Regions from separate parts of the Homo sapiens genome. Here region 1 is linked to region 2. A link is a loop called in an ENCODE intact Hi-C map of the cell type or tissue named here. Cell type or tissue: OCI-LY7. All regions are shown on one strand. Each heading gives the region's core, and the rest is flanking DNA. Links, peaks and the distances in the headings are about the cores only.

Region 1 (9,769 bases), core at 4,618-7,117, 220 kb after region 2:
CTTCCACCCGAGGGAGAGAAAAGGGAAAAGGATGGACAGAAGAGTTTGGATTGGAGAGGGTTAAGTTTACAATTTTATAAATGAAAAAAGTACACAAAGTATGCTTTGGTACTTCATTTGTGCAATGCGGTTAGGTTAGATGAAAACATTCCTCTGTTTTCTCTCGTTGCTCATTTTTTGGGTGATTGGTATCTGTTTCTGGACTTCCCTGATCCAGATCTTCTTCCCCTTAGCCTTTTGTGGTGGCCACCGTGGGCCGTCTCATGCAGTGTCTGTAGCTTTTGTTAGGGCTTGAGTCCTGGGAGGACCTCCTGTAGAAATAATAGTGCATTTGTTTTTGGTTTTGTTTGTGGTTTTGGATGTGTGAACATGATGCCTGTTATTTTTAAGCACTGTTGTTCCTTGTGATTTTAATGCTCTTATGTGCTTCACTGGTTGCAAAGTAAGTGGCAAGATATTAAAATCCCAACTTTGACAGTAACACTTGCCTCATCCTCTGTGTACCTTAGCTGCCAGGAAGCTGCAGACTAGACTCAGTCACAGCATCTCTGTTAATTAACTTGAAGTTTTTGAGTATTTAATTTCCCCTCTATCTTTGGGGATTTTTAAAAGCTTATTGTTCAGATGGTCTTATTATATTGGGTATTTTAAATGCTTCAAATTAATTTTGGAAGAAGGTGTAGTTTAAAATATTAAGTAAAAGTTTTGGTTGTTTTTTCAGCGGCACATTCATAAATGCCATCCTCACACGGTGAGCGTGGCTGTGCTGCAGCTCAGCTTTCCATGACCGGGTTTCCCTGCGTCCTGTTTGCTCCCCTTGAAATGCCACAGAGTTGGCACTGAGGACAGCACCAGCTCCGTCTGCATCTGGTCTGTCACGCTGGTTTTTGAGATTGAAGGTGCTGAGGATGCTGGACCCTTCAGGTCATGAGTGACCATCAGGCCAGTGCTGAGTAGTGGTGTGGGCAGGCAGGGTGGGCTCCCAGTGGATGCTCTGCTGACATCTGCATCAGATGCCCCACCCCAGGGCATTGGTCAGGGGCTCCAGCTGCACTGGTCCGAAGCAGTTGTCTTTCTGGCGGGGGCAGTGCTGCCGTATGCCGGCGCACTTCTGTTGGGGTAGAGAATGCTATTTGTTTCTTGGTTGTTTTGACGTCTCCAGAGCTGGGGTGCTGATGGATTCTCTGCCAGCTAGCGGGTGCTGCCAGGGGGTGGTGGTCCTAGGCAGAGGGCAGCTGTGCTCATCCGCCTTTGCATGGCTCAGACAAGGCTCCTTGCCCCTGGGTGAGAATCTCAGTTGGAGGAAGAAAGAGTCTCTTCTGTAGCTTTGCAGGGAAGGATTAGTGAGAAGTTCAACCATGGCTCTCTTTAGACAAATGATGAAAAACCTGATTATCTCAGCAGCACCTTCCCACCTGTTCCCAGGAGGCCAGACGTGTGATGCCAGGAGGCACGAATGAAGAATGAAGACCTCACAGACCTCTTGTGACAGCCATGCATTCGTTCCCCACTCGGTTGCACGGCGCCATCAGGGCTTCAGCCTTCCGAGACGTCGCTTCTAGCAAAACAGGTTGCTAAGTTTGAGTCCATTTGAGGGCAGTTCAAGGACAGGGCAAGTTAGAGGCTAGTAGCAAGTTCCCTCATGTCAACTCTCTATCTCTGCTTTTCTAGCAAAAGTCCGAACTTCAAGTCCACTTGACAGCGTAGGATGAAAAGACAGTTTATTCCCCGCAAGTCCAAGATTTATACTGGACTGGAGAAGAAATAAGGGGTGAGACAGAGGCCAGGCTGGAAGAGTTTATTCAGACACACAGTTAAATTGTAACCTTGATGTGAAAGTAGGTGCACTGTTTAAAACCAACTTTCACCTAGGGAAGGGTGTCAGCAGTAATGGTTCGTGGAGCCGATTTGGGCAGCAGTAATGCACGTTGGAGGCAGCAAGAAAAGTGGCACAAAGTTCCGGATCTGGAGCTGACAGGTTTCCTCAGCCCTGAGTTGTCTAAAGCTGACTTTGCAGTGTGACCTGAGCGGCAGGTGCTCTCACAGAAGGTGAGCTCTGCTGGACGCCAGCCTCGGCACAATGGCTCTTGGAAGATGAGAGTCTTCTTACAGCATGACTTGGTCCTTTTGGTGGCTCAGTCACACTTCCCGCAGGAGAGGGCCAGCCTGGCTGAGCCTGTATTTCTCCCTCCCCCATGGAGTCCTCCTGCTCCCCTCTGGCTCCCGGAGTCCACAGACCTCTGCATCTCCCTCCAGCAGCCCACCTCTCGTGTGCCAGGCAACGCCTTGGTGTTAACCTTACAACCTGGTTCTAACTGAGAAGTGTTAATAACCCCAGCTACTTATAACTCACGCACCACAAGCACTTCAGATTCATAGCTCATTTAATTTGCCCAAACCTGGAGATGTCTGCATATGATCCCCAGTTTGAGAAAGTCAGCACCGAGCAGCACACTTTGACCCGGGTCTTAACTCAGCCCACTCTGTAACTGTGGAGAACACTACTTTTGAGAACAACCAAGATCACCTGGTTTCATTTCTATGAGTTCTTTGCACATGGAGGGAATCAGCCCTCTGATGTGTATGTTACAAATATATCTCCTAGTTCTTTAGGAAGACATCTCTTCTGCCCTTAGATACGGGGTAGCTTTTTTCCTCTCTTGGCTGTGTGGATATTGTTCCCCTTGGTGTAGAAGAAGGAATTCCTGTGTGGCATTTGCTAGCAGGATATTTAGCTTTTTCATCCAGCACCGACCTGAGTGATTTAGCACCCTGTGCCTGTTTTCATACAAAACACACCTTTTTCACATGAACCAGAGAGGGAATTCTTGATGATCTTCCGTGTTTTCAACACTTCAGACAAGGTTCTCAGCTGAGATTCCGTCTTGCTTCGCTTCCTGAGGCTTAGGATCAATATGGGGGCAGAGGCTGGAGAGAGTGAAGGACATACGGCCGGAGGGTGAGGCACTGGCCAGCACACACCTGCCCAGAGCCTCACCTGTCTTGTTTTCCTCCATGCCCCCTTAGTGGCTGGGCACAGGCCAAGGTAAAAACACACAGGGATGGAGATAAGGAAGATCTGGGAATGCTGCACAGCCTGGGCCCTGCCTGGCAGAGCCCTGGGGCATTTGCCCATCACTTTTATAACTCCAGAGCCTTGTTTCCTGAGTGACCCCCTTACCCTGTCTGAAGTCATCCCTGTAGCGACAGCTCCCAGAGCTGCCAGGTGCATCTGATTCCGGCCAGCGACAGGATCTCAAACGTCCTAAAGTAGAGATGACTGAGGATTGGCCGCAGAAATGGAGATGGTGTGTCCTAAACAGCCCTCGGTTTTGGCTGAGTTTCACTCCTTGGCTGGTCACCTGGCCTTTGTAGGATGCTGAGGTGGGGGCCTCTGACCCCCTCCTAGTTCTTTCCCTCTCCTCATCATCTCCAGGTGCCCCTTTCTCACCGCTGCCCCGGCCAGCTTGGCCTGGCTTCTCTACTGCTGTCTTCATTTGGGGTGAAGCCCACGGTTCGCTGGCTTTTGACTCCACTTGGCCGCTCAGATCAGGGCACATCTGCGGGCCTCCTGGCACGGAGGAAGGAGTCAGCATCATTGTCCTGGCATGGCCATGTCCTGCCGACATCCCAAGTATGTGCATGCCACCTCTGGCTGTGAGCTTCTCCGTGGTCAGTGTCCAGAGGAGAGCACATTTGTGTTGCACCGCAAATTCTAGGTATTCTCATGGCAAGTCCTGAATTAGCATAATGCTACCAGGCTCCTAAAAGTTCTTTAGTTTCTTGCAATTCTGTGTTAAAACAGCCAGTTAAGGCATTTTTGGAGGTTAGCGTCATCAAGCCTATCGGCGTGTTCCGTAAGAGTTTGAATCATGTGAGCTGTTTGGCAGCCCTCATCAGCTGTTGGCATCAAGGTTTCCATTTAAGACAGACACCACAGAGTTAATGGTTGTCATCTGATCTGAAATGGCTCCAGTAAGTCTTTCTCCCTCATCAGACTCCTGCTGATGCACACAGGCACCCTCCCCAGCGTCTCCTCTCTGTTCTCCCGCAGAGGAGAAAGTGCTGCTGGCCTTCCCTGTTTCCGCCACAGAGGATCCTCCCCGGCACGGGTGCTTCTGTCTGCAGCAACCGGAGAAGACACAGCAGGCTGGGGGGAGGAATTGTCCTGTGGCCTCAGTCACTCAACAGCCAGAGGAGATGGTGCCCCTGGCTGCAGACAGCCCTAGGTCTGGCAGGAGCAGTGCAGCCACATGTCTGGCACGTGGAGGACGTCAGGCCGGTGCCACCTACCACACTGCTGGGTGCCTCCCACTGTGGCAGCAGAAACACCCCCATTCCCAGAGGGGTGCGCACCCTCCGTGGCCTCCCTCGTGCCACGCAGAGGGCTGTGCTGGACTGGTCCCTCAGGGCCCGGAGACACTCAGGCTTCTTTCTTGGTACCTCCTGCCCCTTCCCTACCCCTCATCCTCCTTCTTGGTACATCTGTCAGTTACAGAGGAAGACTGCTGTGTCGAGTGCATAAGAGTGGGTTCTTGGTGTGTTTCAAATCTCAGTGAGGGCTGGGCATGGTGGCTACACCTGTAATCTTGGCAGTTTCTGAGGCTGAGACAGGAGGATCATCTGAGACCAGGAGCTTGAGACCAGCCTAAGCAACATAGTGAGATCTCCTCTCTACAGAAACTTAAAAGTTATCCAGATGTGGTAGTACACACCTGTAGCCCTAGCAACTCAGGAGGCTGAGGTGGGAGGATTGCTTGAGGCCAGGCGGTCAGACTGCGATGAGCCATGATTGTGCCACTGTACTCCAGGTTGAGTGACAGAGCGAGACCCTGTCTCTTTAAAAAAAAAAAAACATCACTGGGGGATGGTAGGAAGGGTGTCTCAGGAGCCCACAGGCCCCCTGCCCGCACCCTGTCCCCAGGTGGGAGGCATGTCGTCCTGTGATTCACCATCTTCAAGCCTTCAAGCACTTTCTCCTTTGCTTTATTTTGTTTAAATAAAAAAAATTGCCCCTTAGGTGAATGAAGAGTGTGATGGTCCACTAGGCACCTGGTAAAAATGCAAAACCAGTAGTGAAGGCCTCAAAATAAATAATGCACCTGGGAGGACTGTTAGCGAAGCTCTGGTTGTGGCCTGCTGCGATGTCCTTGGCAGTTCTTAAGATTAAATTATCATTATGTATTCTTTGAAGTAAGAGTTTCTTTTCTGAGTACCTTTGCCGTCAGGGCCCAGCAATTCTCTCTGCTCCTGTGGCTGCGATGCACGCGCTGTCTTGGGAGGGCTCTCGGCCGCTGCACACCTGGCCCTGCCTTCCACCCGCAGGACAGCCGTCGGTGCTTGAGGACCAGGCAACACAGTCGTGGGTGACCCGCAGCTCTTTCAAGGAAACTCTGTAATCCGTGTTCTTTTCCTTTTCTGAAAATGCTAAGTGGACTCATGGTTACTTTCAGCTCAGAGTCATTTTCCCAGTTACTTTGCAGGTTTGAGAGATGCGGCTTCATCTGCCTTCTCTGTGGCCCTCGCTTCGGGTTCAGTTTCCTCTGCTGCTGGGCTGCTCTTTCTGCAGCTTCGTCCTTGCTGTTGGATGATGCTCAGAATCAGCTTTCCCGGACAGCTGCCAGGCTCGTGACCTCGTGTGAATTGGTGAAGGGGAAAACTGGACAGCAAACACATCTAGGAATATTTTCTCTTTCTGTTTGCAGAGTCCGCTTAGTGGAAAGAGGATCCCCTCATAGTCTGCCCCTGATGGAATCGGGAAAGGTAAGTATTATAGGAAGAGGCACGCATTTCTGTATCCGTTCGCTTCTGACTGTATGGGCTTTGAAATTTTAGGAAATGTATTTTTTAGAATGTTTTTTCCAAAACAATTTCTTGAAAGTAACATATCAGTGAGTATAGAAACTCAAAATAACAGTGTTTTAAACAAGTTAGACTTTTTTCCTCAGGTAAAAGTTAGGAAATAGGCATCTCCTCCTCCATGAAGCCAGCAGAGGCCCTGGTGCCTTCAGCCTCGTTCTGCGCATTGGAGCCCAATTACCAGGGGCCCCTCAGGAGCTGAAGCGGCTGCTTCCGCTCCAGCCATCATTTCCACATTCCAGCCAGCAGGAGGAGAAACAGAAAAAGAAGAGAACAAAGCATGCAGACCATAGAGAAGGTTCCCAAGCTGTCCTACACTGAAATTCCATTGATCAGAATGTGGTCACATGGCCACACCTAGCTAAAGGTTGGGAACTATTGAGATATCAATTCTGAATATGTAAAGGCCTACCTAAAAATCAGGGTATCTATTACTATGAAAGTAGAAAAGAATGGTTAACAAGAGACAACCAGTAGTTTCTGCCACAGTGGGTGTGTTTTTTGTTTCTGTTTTTGTTTTTTTGTTTTTTTACTAGAACTAAAGGGCAAGAAAGATATTTAAACACCTAAATAAAGACTCTTTTTTTTTTTTTTTTTTCCGTTTCGGCCCCAGTTGTCAGATTCCTTCTCCATTGACATAATTCTAAGAGCATCTCATGTTGCTTCTATTATAAAGTTGCCTGCATGGCTGCAAGTTAGAATGCTTCACAGAGTTGGTTCCAACAGTAGGAATGTGCTCACCATCCATCCTAACAGTCTGGCGGACCATAGTCAGCAGCAGAATCCAGAGCCCTGAAATCTCACTTCAGACTTAAGTGAGATTTAACAGTGTGACTATTCCAAGACGTTCTGTGTTTTTACCATAAAATGTTTTGCCTTTATCTCAATCATAAATGTTAGATGAGCTGATCTGAGGCAGGCTATATTCAGGATTTCCAGAATAAACCTTTGATTCCTTATATAAGTGGTATCAGTGGAATGTGAGATATTTCTAAGGTAAACTTTAAGAAGGAAATTCTGGCCAGAGCCAGTGTCTCATGCCTGTAATCCCAGCACTTTGTGGGGCTGAGGCTGGAGGGTTGCTTAAGGCTACAGTAAGCTGTGATCATGCCACTCCAGCCTGGGTGACAGAACTAGACCCTGTCTCAAAAAAAAAAAGAAGGAAATGCTTAGTACTGACATCTATTACAGTAAAAGATGTTTACCTGCAGGAAAAAGTTCCCCAGTATCTTGAGTTGAAAATTCGGTGGAGATGAGCTGGAGATCCACACGGACGTTCTAACGAAAACCTGCAGACTTCACCAGCAGTTGACCCACAATCTTTCCCTTCTGGCACCACCAGAGCAGCTGCCTACTATATCATTTTGCCAAAAGCATTTTGGGTTATCTTCGAGTCCATGCTTACCCCTGAAAACGTCACTATGTGACTCCCTTCCTTCAGCGATTACTGCAAGCATCACCCTCCATCCATGTGTGTGCCATGATGTGAGATGTAATATTGACTCTATGTAAATATCTTAAATAACTTCATTGAAACAACTGAAAATTCCCATTTTTCAAGGTCAGGCTGTGTTAAACATTATATCATTTACCATGTTTTTGTTCAAACATTATTTTCATGATTTTCAATAGATTTCTCTTAGCTTTATTGAGGTATGACTGACAATCAAAATGTTTAATTTTGAGGTCACCATAACAGCATACAATATTGACAGTTACAGTGAGAATGTGATTGTGAGGCTGTGATTGTGAGGCTGTGGTTGTATAATGGGTCATAACTATGTGGCATATAGTTTTGATTTAATTGCTTTCTAAACAGTCTTGAAAGGAAATGGCATAAAGATGAGATTGAGGTTGGCTTGTGTGTAGTCTCTCCCTGTATTCCTCCCATTGACAAGAGACTTTTCCTCTCCCAAATAGATACTTCCAGGGGTTCGGATTATAATTGCCAACCCAGAAACAAAAGGACCGCTGGGGGACTCACACCTTGGAGAGGTGAGTTGAGTGTCCTCCGAGATCCAGGTTACTTTTCTGTTATGTATCCTTGGCTTGCCTTGACACCATCAGAACTGCTCACATGCCCTCCATCTGCCACACACCGGTTTGAGCTGAGTGAGTTATGATTGCCTGGGAAATAGCGTGAGGTAAGCTTTATGGCTCAAATGAGTCCATGAAAGCTCACAATTACAAAATGGCACTTCCTTAGGGAAGTATAATAGATTGTCCTCAAATAATTCTGAAAAGATTTAAACACATAATGTGTATGGACTGAGTTTCTTTATTTCTTGGCTCTTGAGTTTGCTTTCCACGTTCCTGCTTTTATTACTGAGAAGTCCTTCACCAGGAAAGTGGCAGAGACCTCCACAGGAAGTAGTGTACAAACAACAGCATCAGGACACAGTAGCCAAGAGATCATGTGTTTATTTCAGATCAGAAAGCAAACAGTGGAACTTGACACCTTTGCCTCATTGTGTTCAGAATGAGCCCGCCCTGGCTGGCTCTTAACTCCCTGCCACTGTGCCCCTCCGCACTGGCGGGATGCAGCTAGAGAAAGACGCCTCGTGGAGCTGTGTGGCCTTGGTCTCCTCTCTTGACACCTCATCTCAAGCAGGCCCTGGCACTGCTGGGCGTCCCCAGTCCGAGAGGCCACTTGTCTCATGCGTCCTCCTTCCGCCGCATTCTCTCTGGCACTGAGCTTCCTGCTTCTATGAGGAAGCAGAGGGCACTGGAGAAGAGCATGTCTGGAGCCAGCCTCCTCCCACGGTGGCAGCACGTGTGCCCTCCCTCCGGTTACCCCGGCCTGCCGTGCCGTTGGACAAAGCCCCATGTCTGGCCAAGGACACCCTCACTCCCCTTATCACCTGTCCTGTCCCATGAGGCGCCCCCCTTCCTGAATGGCTCCCAGCAGCACATGTGGGAGGCGTGCTAAGAACTGGCATCTTATAAACAGCACCAGCCCTCCTCCTCCTCAGCCCTGGACGCATCCCCAGCACATGCAAGAGCACGTTTCTACACGCACGTGGGTGAACACCTGACCAATGAGCAAGCCCTCCCCAGTTCTCACGTCCCAGCTTGCTTTGCTTCTTGGGCCTTGTGTTTTTTTTTTTTTTTTTTGGCCCCTCACTTGACCTCTCTCAGTCACATACATGAAAGATCAGAACTGCGGAGATAAAATTCTGTGCAGCTCTCACTTAGGAGTTTCCTTTAAATGTGTTCCTAGAAACAAAGCTGGAAGCAGAGCCTGCTTCTCCGGCACCTGGAGGGTGTCCTCACGGGTGCTGCCCGAGACGTAGGCTGGGCCAGGGTCAGAATTCTCTTCCCTCTGAGGGTGGCCAGAACTGGCGAAATTTCCAGGGTGACTTTCTTATTAAGAATGTGTGTTTTTTCCGCTTTATGAGGTTAATTGAGAAAGTTATATAAATTAAGGAATGCACTGTGATGCTTTGATGTATATACATATTATGAAACAGTTACCACGACCGAGTTCTATTATCCATCAGCTCACATTGTGTGTGTGTGTGTGATGAGAACATTTAGGATCTATTCTGTTATCAAATTTCAATTAAGTGATATAGTATTATTAACTGTAGTCACCGCACTACATTTTCTCCCCATAACCTGTTTGCCCTCTAACTGAGGGTTTGCACCCTTGCCCGTCATCTCCCCCTTGCCACTCTGAAGTCCCGGCTAACCACCGTTTACCCTCCGCTTCTATGAACTCAGCTTTTTAGATTCCACATGAGTGAGGTGGTGCAGTATTTGTCCTTCTCTGTTCTGGCTTCTCACTCAGCACAACGTCTTCCAGGTACATCCATGCTGTTGCAAATGGCAGCATTTCCTCCTTTTTTATGGCTGAGTAATATTCAGTTGCCTTAATGAGAATTTTCTTTGTGTTAGGGAACAGAGGACG
Region 2 (9,769 bases), core at 4,834-7,333:
GACCCTAACGTGTGCGGTGTCCTGAGAGGTGATTGTGGTGCTCACGCTTTTACCGAGGGCCTCCCGGGAGTACCAGAGGCTCTTCTCCCGCAGTCGGCCAGCCAGGCAGCAGCAGCTGGAGAAGGAACAGACAGTAAAGGACAGATATACACGGTGTTATCGTGTCACACAGGTTAAAGCCAGGCTCACTTTGTTCTTACAGTTTTGAAAAACTAATAATGAAGTCCTTAAATATGTATTGCATTTCAGGATTTTTAAGCGGTTGTGGGTGTGTCTGTGTCTCTCTCTAGCTCCTGTTCGGTGCTCCCTGTGAAGAGAGCTCGGAGCCGCCACCCTTCATTGTTGAGGTGACAGGGCCTGGAGAGGTGTGAACCCCGTGGAGGGGTGACTGACTTGTGGGGGGAGGCTGGGTCAGTGTCGGGATCCACCTCCCACCACGTTCCTCTAGGGAAGCCACAGTTCTAAGTCTTTATGGGTAAAATGAACCTGGAAGACGTGTTATTTTTTAAGAAGTAAATGCTATGTTCTTTTTTCCTCATACTTCTCCGTGTTTAAGCAGCATTGAAGGATAAGGCACTAGTAGCACCTTGGTTTGGAAACAATCTTGTTGGTTATTTTACGTTGAATCTGATATTAAGGTTGCCTGGTAACAGAAGTTTTCCTTTAACGACATGGAACTCTGTTGAATCTGTTGCCCCATTGGCTGAGCCGCCTGAAATCAGTGCTGTGGCAGCTGAAGAGGCCGCTTCCCCTTGGAGGAAGCCGCTGGATTGGCAGGACACACCGCCCTTGATTGAGGCGAGTTTGCAGGAACTCCACGCTGGCACCTGCTGCTCTCTCCTGCCCCCTGCTGGCTGGCCAAGCAGCATCGCGACAGTGTGTTCAGCGTGAATGTTCACTGGGGCAGGCCAAGGCTTTTGTTCCAGAAACACCGACTTCAGAAACGGCTGTGTGTATTGAGCATGGCAAGAAAGACTTACGTGTGTCTTAAACCTCTTGAACAAAGCACGTCGATGTTTCAACTGCATCTCGAAGGCTAATAGACTTTGCTGTGGTCAATATTCAGGAGAAAATAGGTTTTAATGAGATAAAGACATGAGTGGCAAGTGACATGTTTGTGCCCCCGTATGACTAAGTGATGTCCTGGCTGTCCCACACCACCAGCTCTGAGCAGCCAGCATGCAGATATTGGGTCAATTTAGATATCCCTGATCTTTACGGAGGTTTGATCAGGCAGCTCAAGAGCAGATAAACACAAATGCTGACTGGAAACCCCGGCACACGGAGGCGCTGGAAACAGCAGGCTGCTGTTAACGTCACAGTGAGATGCAGTCAGCTGCTCTCTCAGGGGTGTCAGCTTCTTTTGCTTCTAGATTTCCGTCTGTGCTGCAATAGAGTTTTGTTCAGCTTATCCCCATTGCTCTGCTGTCTTCGCTGTTAAAATCTCAGCCAGCACTTGGCTCTGACCCTGCAGTAATTTCACTGTGCGGCTGCCCAGGCCTGCCTGGCACGGCTGTAAAGCAGGCGAGAGCTTTCCGGAAGGTGGTCACGAGAACCCCAGGCGGGAAAGAGCGTTGCTGGTCCACATACGGCAGTGCACCTGCAGCTGAGCATGTACGTGCACGTTCAGGCTAAATATAGGTGCAGGAGAGAAGAAAACTGCCTATGATTAGTCACTTAAAATGCCGAATACCCAGCCCCTGAGACCCTAGGACACAGAGCAGGGGTCTTGGAGACGGCAAGGTGTGTTGAAGTCTGGTTTTATCATTTAGTTTCTCCAAGCAGCATTTTCCTCATCTCTAAACTGGGGCTAACAACTGCCCCACATAGATTTGTGAATGGAACCAATGAGTGTAAAGTGGGGTAGCCCCCAGGACCTAGAAGGGACTCAGTCAGTTTCAGTGGTCATGCGTGTTGTACGGGTCCCCCAGGAAGGCGATTGCTACAGATAACTCCCTCCGTTCGATGTCACTGAATGTTAAAGTGGGACCTTGGCTTCTGATGTGTCTGGTTTGCTGCAGGCCGCGCTGCACCCCGTGGTTCCTGAGCCCTGGGCTGAAGTAGCCCTGCTGCATTGCCTGTGCCACTTTTGCTGTGAAAGGAGAACTCCTGCCCTGGGAAGCTTCCTCTTGCTGCTTAGCCTGATGAGCACCACAGGCTGCAGCGAGACCCATCTGAAGCGTGGGTTGGGAGGAGACTGCGGCGGCCCTGTCCTCTCCAAGCTGCTCTCCATGCCGAAGCGTGGGCTGGGAGGAGACTGCGGCGCCCCGTCCTCTCCAAGCTGCTCTCCAGGATGGGAGCGACTTTGTGGGGTTTGTCGGCCCTTCTCTGAGGTGTCCTGTGTCTCATGGATCTGCTTATGAGCCCCCTTAGATGCCTCTCTCTCGTCTGGACGAGCACCCTCCAAAACACTGCCTACCACCCGGATCTCCTGGCGCAGAGTGAGGTCACACCTGCAGCCCTTACCGCACAGAGTCCCTGAGATATTCGGCAAGAATGGGAATGGGCTGTGTGTGAGTTTCCGCTGCGGAAGCCGGCTCTGCTCCGTAGTCTGTCTTTGGGGTGTGGGATGTTCCGACCTGCTGTGTCCATCTGGAGCTGCCTCGGGGTGGGAGGGGGAGCAGCGCGGATGGATCCAGGGAAGGACCTGGTTGAATCCCAGCTGCTCACATACTTGTTGCTGGTCTTGGACAAGCTCCTTAGTGTCTCTGAGCTTCAGTTTGTCTGTAGGAGGAGGATGCTGCAGAAGTCTGAAGATATCGGTGCGTGCGGGAATACCTGGCGCGGTTAGGACGGGTTTTCCTTCAGTCTCCTCTATGCCCCTCCCCGGGTGAATCAGTATCCACGCGTGCCACCAGGGAATTACAGTCAGTCTAAAAAACCAATCGACCCCTAGTTGTATGGTCAAGCATCGTGAGTGTCCTTGCCAGGAAATGCCACTAGATATCTTGGGCCTGCTCGTCTGTCCACAGCAGTCCCTGGAACAGGCCGGTTCAGGACATGGGAGGTGGGAGTCAGTGTTCTAGCGAGGACAGGCTGAAGTTAAAAGGCTCATTTACTCTGTGAAGGGGTGCCCAGGATGAGACATCCAAGAGGTGCCAGGTGGCTGACCCTGGAGGTGGACGGTCGGGTCAGAGTGGCCGCCTTCCAGCACTGCTGTTGGAACAGCCGTGTTTTCGAGTGATGCCTTTTTTGGGTCATGCAGCCCTGATCAGTAGTACACAACTTCCCATCTCCAGCCAGTCTCGTCTCGCCATCTCCTGTATGTGCGGTACAGTTGCCTTTAAGTGGCTTCTTCTGGACGCTGCGGTTAGGGTGGCAGCAAGCAAACATGGGAGGCTTTTTTCTTACGTTGACCAAAATACGTGGGGCCAGCTTTGCATGATCCCATTCAGCATCACACTTGTCCATCAGCCACTCACCCATCCATCCATCCCAGAGAGTCCTGGACCAGACCATTGAGTGGTCTTTGCTGCGAAGAGCTTAGCGGCTCACAGGAAATCCGGAACCAGCACAATGGTAACAGTGCAGCAGGACCTGTCATTTATCAAGGCAGTATGCTGGGCCGGATGCGGTATGAAATTATCCAGTTAGGTAAGCACTGTTAGAATTAACCCCCTTTTGCCTACCAGGAAATCGAGGATGGGGGCATTAACGCTGGGGAGCAAGGGAGTAAGGGCACACATGGAGGGGCTGAGGGCCTGGGCACTCTGAGCCTGTGGATCTGCGCCCAGGCTGCACGGGCACCGGAGATGCTGCTCTGGAGTGGGTGAGGGGCTCTGGGGAAAAGATGGAGCCTGACATGGGTAAGATTTGGATATTTTCAGAAGAGATTTTCAGCCTGGAATGAGGGTGTAAGTGACTGAATCGCGGTGGTGAGCCAGAAAGCCTGGCTGCACGAGCTCCTCTGTGGCGTGAGGGAGGAAGGCGTTGGGGGAAGGTGGCTGAGCAGAGGTGCTGGGTCATCAGGAGCTGCTCTGTGCTTGGAAAGGGAGGGAAGGGCAGCACCCTGCACTGGAAGAGCACAGAGACGTGGTTGCAGCTCTTCCTGACCAGGACAGGCACAAATGGTGCTGATGATACAACGCATGGACTCTGTCTTCAGAAAAAGATTGTGGAAAAGTCTTCTCCTGTCTTTTAAAACTTGGGCCCCTCATTTAAACTTGGTGGCCTCAGGTGAATGGTCAGGAACAGTTTCTGAGGATGATGCAGAGATTGTCTGCAGCCTCTGATTGTGCTCAGGTTTTCACAGATGGGGTGGGACATGGGCACTGGGCTGGAATGCTCTAACCTTCGATCTTCAATCGTCAGTACTGAAAGGAATGTGCGGGAACAAACTCACCTGTGCGCATATGTATCGTTTTCAAAGACGGACGAGCTTTTGGGAAATATCTAAAGATTTCAAGTTTTGAAGGAAGCTGAGATGACACTGGAAACATCAGGAATCTTGGCTGATGACCAGGTCCGTCACCGCGCACACAGTCCCTAACCTCGCACGCCTCTGATTGGACACAGCGGGTGACCGGGTCCCTAACCTCACACACCTCTGATAGTGCACAGCGAGTGACCAAGTCCGTAACCTCACGCCTCTGTGCATAGCGGGTGACCAGGTCCCTAACCTCAAAAGCTTCTGATTGGGCACAGCTGGTGACTAGGTCTGTAACCTCGCACAGCTCTGGTTGGACACAGCGGGTGACCAGGTCCCTAACCTTGAAAGCTTCTGATTGTGTGCAGCTGGTGACTAGGTCTGTAACCTCATACGTCTCTGATTGGACACAGCGGGTGACCAGGTCCGTAACCTCACGCCTCTGTGCACAGCGGGTGACCAGGTCCCTAACCTCAAAAGCTTCTGATTGGGCACAGCTGGTGACCAGGTCTGTAACGTCGCATGGCTCTGACTGCACAGTGGGTGACCAGGTCCCTAACCTCGCATACCTCTCATCGTGCACAGCGGGTGACCGGGTCTGTGACCTCACACCTCTTATCGTGCACAATGGGTGACCGGGTCCGTGACCTCACACCTCTTATCGTGCACAGTGGGTGACCAGGTCCTTGACCACACGCCTCTCGTCTTGCACAGTGGTTGACCGGGTCCATGCCCTCACACCTCTGATCATGCACAGTGGGTGACCAGGTCTGTGACCTCACACCTCTGTGCACAGTGTGTGACCATGTCCATAACCTCACACCTCTGATCATGCACAGCTGGCGGGTGCAGGACCCACTTCAGTGAGGGGCTCGTTTCCTGGGTGTGAGGTGGGAACGTTGCGTGGCTCGCTAAGCCCCTCCTCCGTGCTTTGGGGGCTCCAGGCTGTGGCCGGCAAATAGAATGTTGTCCCGGGAGGCCACTGTGTGTTGGGGGATAGGAGGCAGCTGCAGACTGCAGGAGTGCCCAGCCCCTTGGTGCAGGGTGGTGTAGGCATGCGTGTTGCTGGGAGTGCCTTCTGCATGTGAGTACTGGGGATTCTATTCTGGTACGTTGGCGTATCATTCAGCGTCCCCATCACATTTGAGATGAACTGTGCTCTGTGAGTGGCCCTGCCCTGGGTCATGACCACACGCTGGACTTGAGCTGTGGGAGCCACATGGACAGTTGAAAGCCTCAGACCCCAGGGCTACACACACTGAGATTTCCCAACTGCCTCTCCCCAGGCCTTGGGCTGATCCCCCTTGCTGCTGCTGTCCCAACCCCTGACATGGCACAGCTTCCCTCTCAGAAGATGTCATGCAGCTTGTCTGCTCTTCATAAATCTTATGCACATTTGGATGCCTTAGCTTCATGCAGAAGTCCTGCAAGCAGGAGAAAATGGAGCCTTGACTCTGGGCTGGTGGTCTCCAGGCATCTCTCTCCAGCTGCATCCCAGCAAGTCAAGGTTATTTAAATGTGTCTTCCGAAGGGTAACGAGCATGGGAAGCATGTCAATGCCATGCAGTGTGAGGTGGTTCTGGGAATAACAGTACCTAGCAGCACATACCAGCACTCCCTTGTGCTGCCAAATGTGACATCGTGTAGATGTCACAACCTCCTTTTGTCACCTGCGTTCCTAATCCCCTGGATTTCTCAGCTTCTTTACTTCTCCAGGAGAAAACCTGCCCCATTGTCCTGTTACCTCTGAAAGGGAGTTTTTACAGCAGGAGATGATGCTGTAGCTGTCAGTGTAGGCACATGCAGCATCCTACTGTTGTCAGGTGCGCCCAGAGGAAATATGGCTGGGCAGGTGGTCCCCATCTCCTGTGGTGTCAGGGGCACCCACAGGAAGCACAGCTGGGCAGGCAGCTCTGTCTCCCTGGTGTCAGGTGCACCCAGAGGAAATATAGCTGGGCAGGTGGTCCCCATCTCCTGTGGCGTCAGGGGCACCCACAGGAAGCACAGCTGGGCAGGTGGCTCCATCTCCCTGGTGTCAGGTGCCCACAGAGGGAATATAGCTGGGCAGGTGGTCCCCATCTCCTGTGGGGTCAGGGGCACCCACAGGAAGCACCGCTGGGCAGGCAGCTCCATCTCCCTGGTGTCAGGTGCACACAGGAATCACAGCTGGGCAGGTTGTTTATTGCCAGGAAGTACAGCTGGGGATCAGTCGAGAGCCTCAGGCAGGGGGTTAATAGATTGGAAAGGTTGAGAACCTTGGCTTGATCACTAACACACAAATTGTGGCAGTAGAAGGTGGAGATGCCCCTGTCCGTTCCTCAAATGTTTTGCTTTCTCCTGTTTCCTGAAGAGCGTCTTGTTGCCTCCTAAGATAGCTCCTGCGTGTATATCTGTATATCCTTGTAGAGGGACTAGAGACACTGCTGGGAAGTTAGTGACTCTGTGTTGATGAGGTGCCGGTTATTAGTCTGTTGCCTTAAAACATCAGCAATTGGAATTGCTCCTCGGAACATGACTGGACCCGTTGCCGTTTTCTGTACAGTTTTCTTTTGGGGAGATGCACACGGTTCCGGGAAGGGTGCTGGGCTGCAGTAATATGGGTGTGGACACAGGTCCCATCAGAATAGTATCCCTTGGAGGGCAGGGTGGGGATCCCGCGGGTTCACGGCGGTTTTGCTGAATGAATGAATGAATGAATGAACGAACCTAGCACTGAGAGTCACATGAGCTCATATGGAAACAGCTTGGAGTGTTGAGAAATGGAGATTGAAGAGCTCACCTCTTCTCTGAGTATGACGGGGTCAGCACCGCTGGAGCTGAGGGTTTGACATGCAATGAAAGCCGTGATGCAGCCATAGTGCGATTTGGTTTATATAGCTATTGCCTTCTGTTATGAAGCTGAAAAGAACCAGGTTAGCGGCCACCTGCTACTCAGGCCTTATGCTTTCTTAGGAAACAGTAAGATGTACTAAATTTTTAGTGTTAAAGTGACAGAACATGGGAACACGGGAAGCGTCTCATCTTGTCACTTGTGACTTGGACACGGAGCCCGTGGGTGCTTCTCTCCATGGTCAGACTTGGTCATGGAGCCGTGGGTGCTTCTCTGCATGGTCAGACTTGGTCACGGAGCCGTGGGTGCTTCTCTGCATGGTCATCTTGCAGCTTCTGAGTCCCATCCTCGCTCTCCCGGCCTAAGGTGGCTGTGCTAGGGATCACACCTGCAGGTCTGACGGCAACATTGTGTGCTGGGTTTCTCTCCCAGGACTTCCAGGTAGTTCGTGCCTGGAATAGTTCCATGGTAGCAGGGTATCAGCGGGTGGCCAGCCTCGGCACGCCTGCATGGATTTGCCGTCTCGGGGGTGGGAGCCCCATGGCAGACGGCTGTTTCCCTTGCGTGCCTCTTCCAGCGTGGCCTTTATTCTCCACAGGGCGTTGGAACTGATTTTTGCACAACAGTGATTTGACAGTGATTGATACGCTGTGGGTCTCCAGCCCAAGGAGATGGGGATAAATACTCTTTATTGCTCTTTCATGCTCTGGTTAGGAAGGCAGTTAGGTTGAAGGCTGCAGTTACCACCTGTGTGTGTCGTGAGATGAAGAGAGAGTATTTCCATGAAATCCTCTCAGGTTACAGAATTAGACCAGTTGTATCTATAACCCAGAAGTTGAAAGCAGTTGACTTTAAGTGTGATCAGGAATCTGGAATTTAATTTCTGAGTAAAATAATTACTGTGGAAATGAGTCTTTGGACTTGGAATTGAAATCAATGGTTGTAAATTTAGGGTAAGTCACAGTAATGGGTTTAGACAAAACGTCTGATGTAGGCGGCAGAGATTTTCAGGTGTATATAGAACCGTGATGAAAACCATAGGGGACAAAGGAGGATTGTCCTGTCCTGAAAGATGTAAAAATGCGGTTACAAATGCAGACCTCAGTGTGCATATAGAGGCCAGCAAACGTTAACTCGGTGTTTGGCACAGCAGAGGGGTAAGAGCCGAAGGAATATTGCTGGATGTTCTTCAAATGACTCTTCCCTCTCAGGGTGGAAGCTGTGGTTAGCACCCACTGGTTTTGGGTCTGTCAGTGACGACTCCTGGATGGTCAGGTGGTGCTCTCAGAGAAAGAGGCTAGGAACACTTCCATGGTTTTCCGCCAGCTTTAAGATACATCTTTGTAGCCCTTGGTTCCATTTGTTTCTCCCTTGTAGTTTTATTTTGCTTGTTAAATTTATGTATAGTAGCACTGCCACTCTCTTTTGTGGTCAGTTCTTTTAGTTTCCGAGTGCTTATTATGTCCATCCACTTCATTGAAGTGTCTGTTCGATCTTTGCCAGTTTTTAAATTGGAACGTTTATTGTCCTGTTTCTTTCCCTTTCATGTAACTTTTAGCTTGTCTGCATCTACAGAAAGTCCTGGCAGGATTTATGTTGGAATCATGATAAGTCCGCAGGTCGGTGTCCTGGCGGGATTTATGTTGGAATCGTGGTAAGTCTGCAGGTAGGCATCCTGGCGGAATTTATGTTGGAATTGTGGTAAGTCCGCAGGTCAGTGTCCTGGCGGGATTTATGTTGGAATCGTGGTAAGTCTGCAGGTAGGCGTCTTGGCGGAATTTATGTTGGAATTGTGGTAAGTCCGCAGGTTAGTGTTCTGGCGGAATTTATGCTGGAATTGTAATAAGTCTGCAGGTCGGTGTCCTGCCAGGATTTATGCTGGAATTGTGGTAAGTCCGCAGGTCAGTGTCCTGGCGGGATTTATGTTGGAGTTGTGGTAAGTCTGTTGGTCAACGTGGAGAGAATTGGTGTCTTGACTGTGTTGCCGCTTCTCCTTGGACTCGTGGCTCAGTTGAGGTAGCTCTTTCCTTTCTTTCTTCAGTGTTTTGTGGTTTTCTTCATACACATCCTCTGTGTGCTTTGTTAAATGTATACCTAAGTGTTTTTTATACAGCTACTGTAAATAGTGTTGTTTTTAACATTTAGGTCCCAAATACTAATTGCCAATACGTAGAGTACACTTTGACTGTGTGCTGTGACTTGGCTGAACTCAGGTATTGGATCTAGGACTGACTTTTGTAGATCCCTTGGGAATTTTTATACGTAGGCTTTTGGTGTGACTTGAGTTTCCTCCTTTCTGTTTTCAGTTTCTTTGATTTGTGCTCATTATGATGTCTTTTTCTGGCTTTGAGTTTAACATAGAAGCTTAGATTATGGACCTGAGACCTTACTTTTTTCGAATATGAGCCTTTCGTCCTATGAGCTTACTTCCCATCATTATTTTGGCTGCATTTCATAGATTTTAATTTTTGTTTCAGTTCACTTGAAAAGTATTTTCCTTTGAACACTCATGGTGGTTTTATTTAGTTCACCCAAATCTCATTTTAGCAAAAGATAAAAATTCATGTAGGTTT

What was found. A loop is a pair of places that touch in the nucleus more often than their neighbours do. Peaks named below come from ENCODE experiments on the same cell type or tissue, not always from the same donor. Only the 100,000 strongest peaks of a DNase experiment are listed, where the experiment ranks them.
Region 1: it touches region 2 in a loop (6-fold over the local background); 1 of 110 quality-filtered maps calls a loop at or near these places.

The regions. Positions count from the first base shown.
Region 1 is chr10:284,358-294,126 of GRCh38, reverse strand. It overlaps DIP2C (disco interacting protein 2 homolog C), which reads left to right. Exons shown (of 37, transcript NM_014974.3): 33 at 5,706-5,763; 34 at 7,780-7,854. Among named protein-coding and RNA genes, the nearest start is that of ZMYND11, 150 kb to the right of the region's middle. In OCI-LY7, for the core only: a CTCF peak has its summit at 6,160; a DNase peak (open chromatin) is centred at 5,146; H3K4me3 peaks cover 1,586 bases; H3K27ac peaks cover 1,452 bases.
Region 2 is chr10:502,273-512,041 of GRCh38, reverse strand. The region is part of intron 1 of DIP2C (disco interacting protein 2 homolog C); the gene reads left to right. Among named protein-coding and RNA genes, the nearest start is that of DIP2C-AS2, 120 kb to the left of the region's middle. RefSeq lists an enhancer at 4,506-5,085. In OCI-LY7, for the core only: no CTCF peak of the experiment used is centred there; a DNase peak (open chromatin) is centred at 6,301; H3K27ac peaks cover 1,714 bases.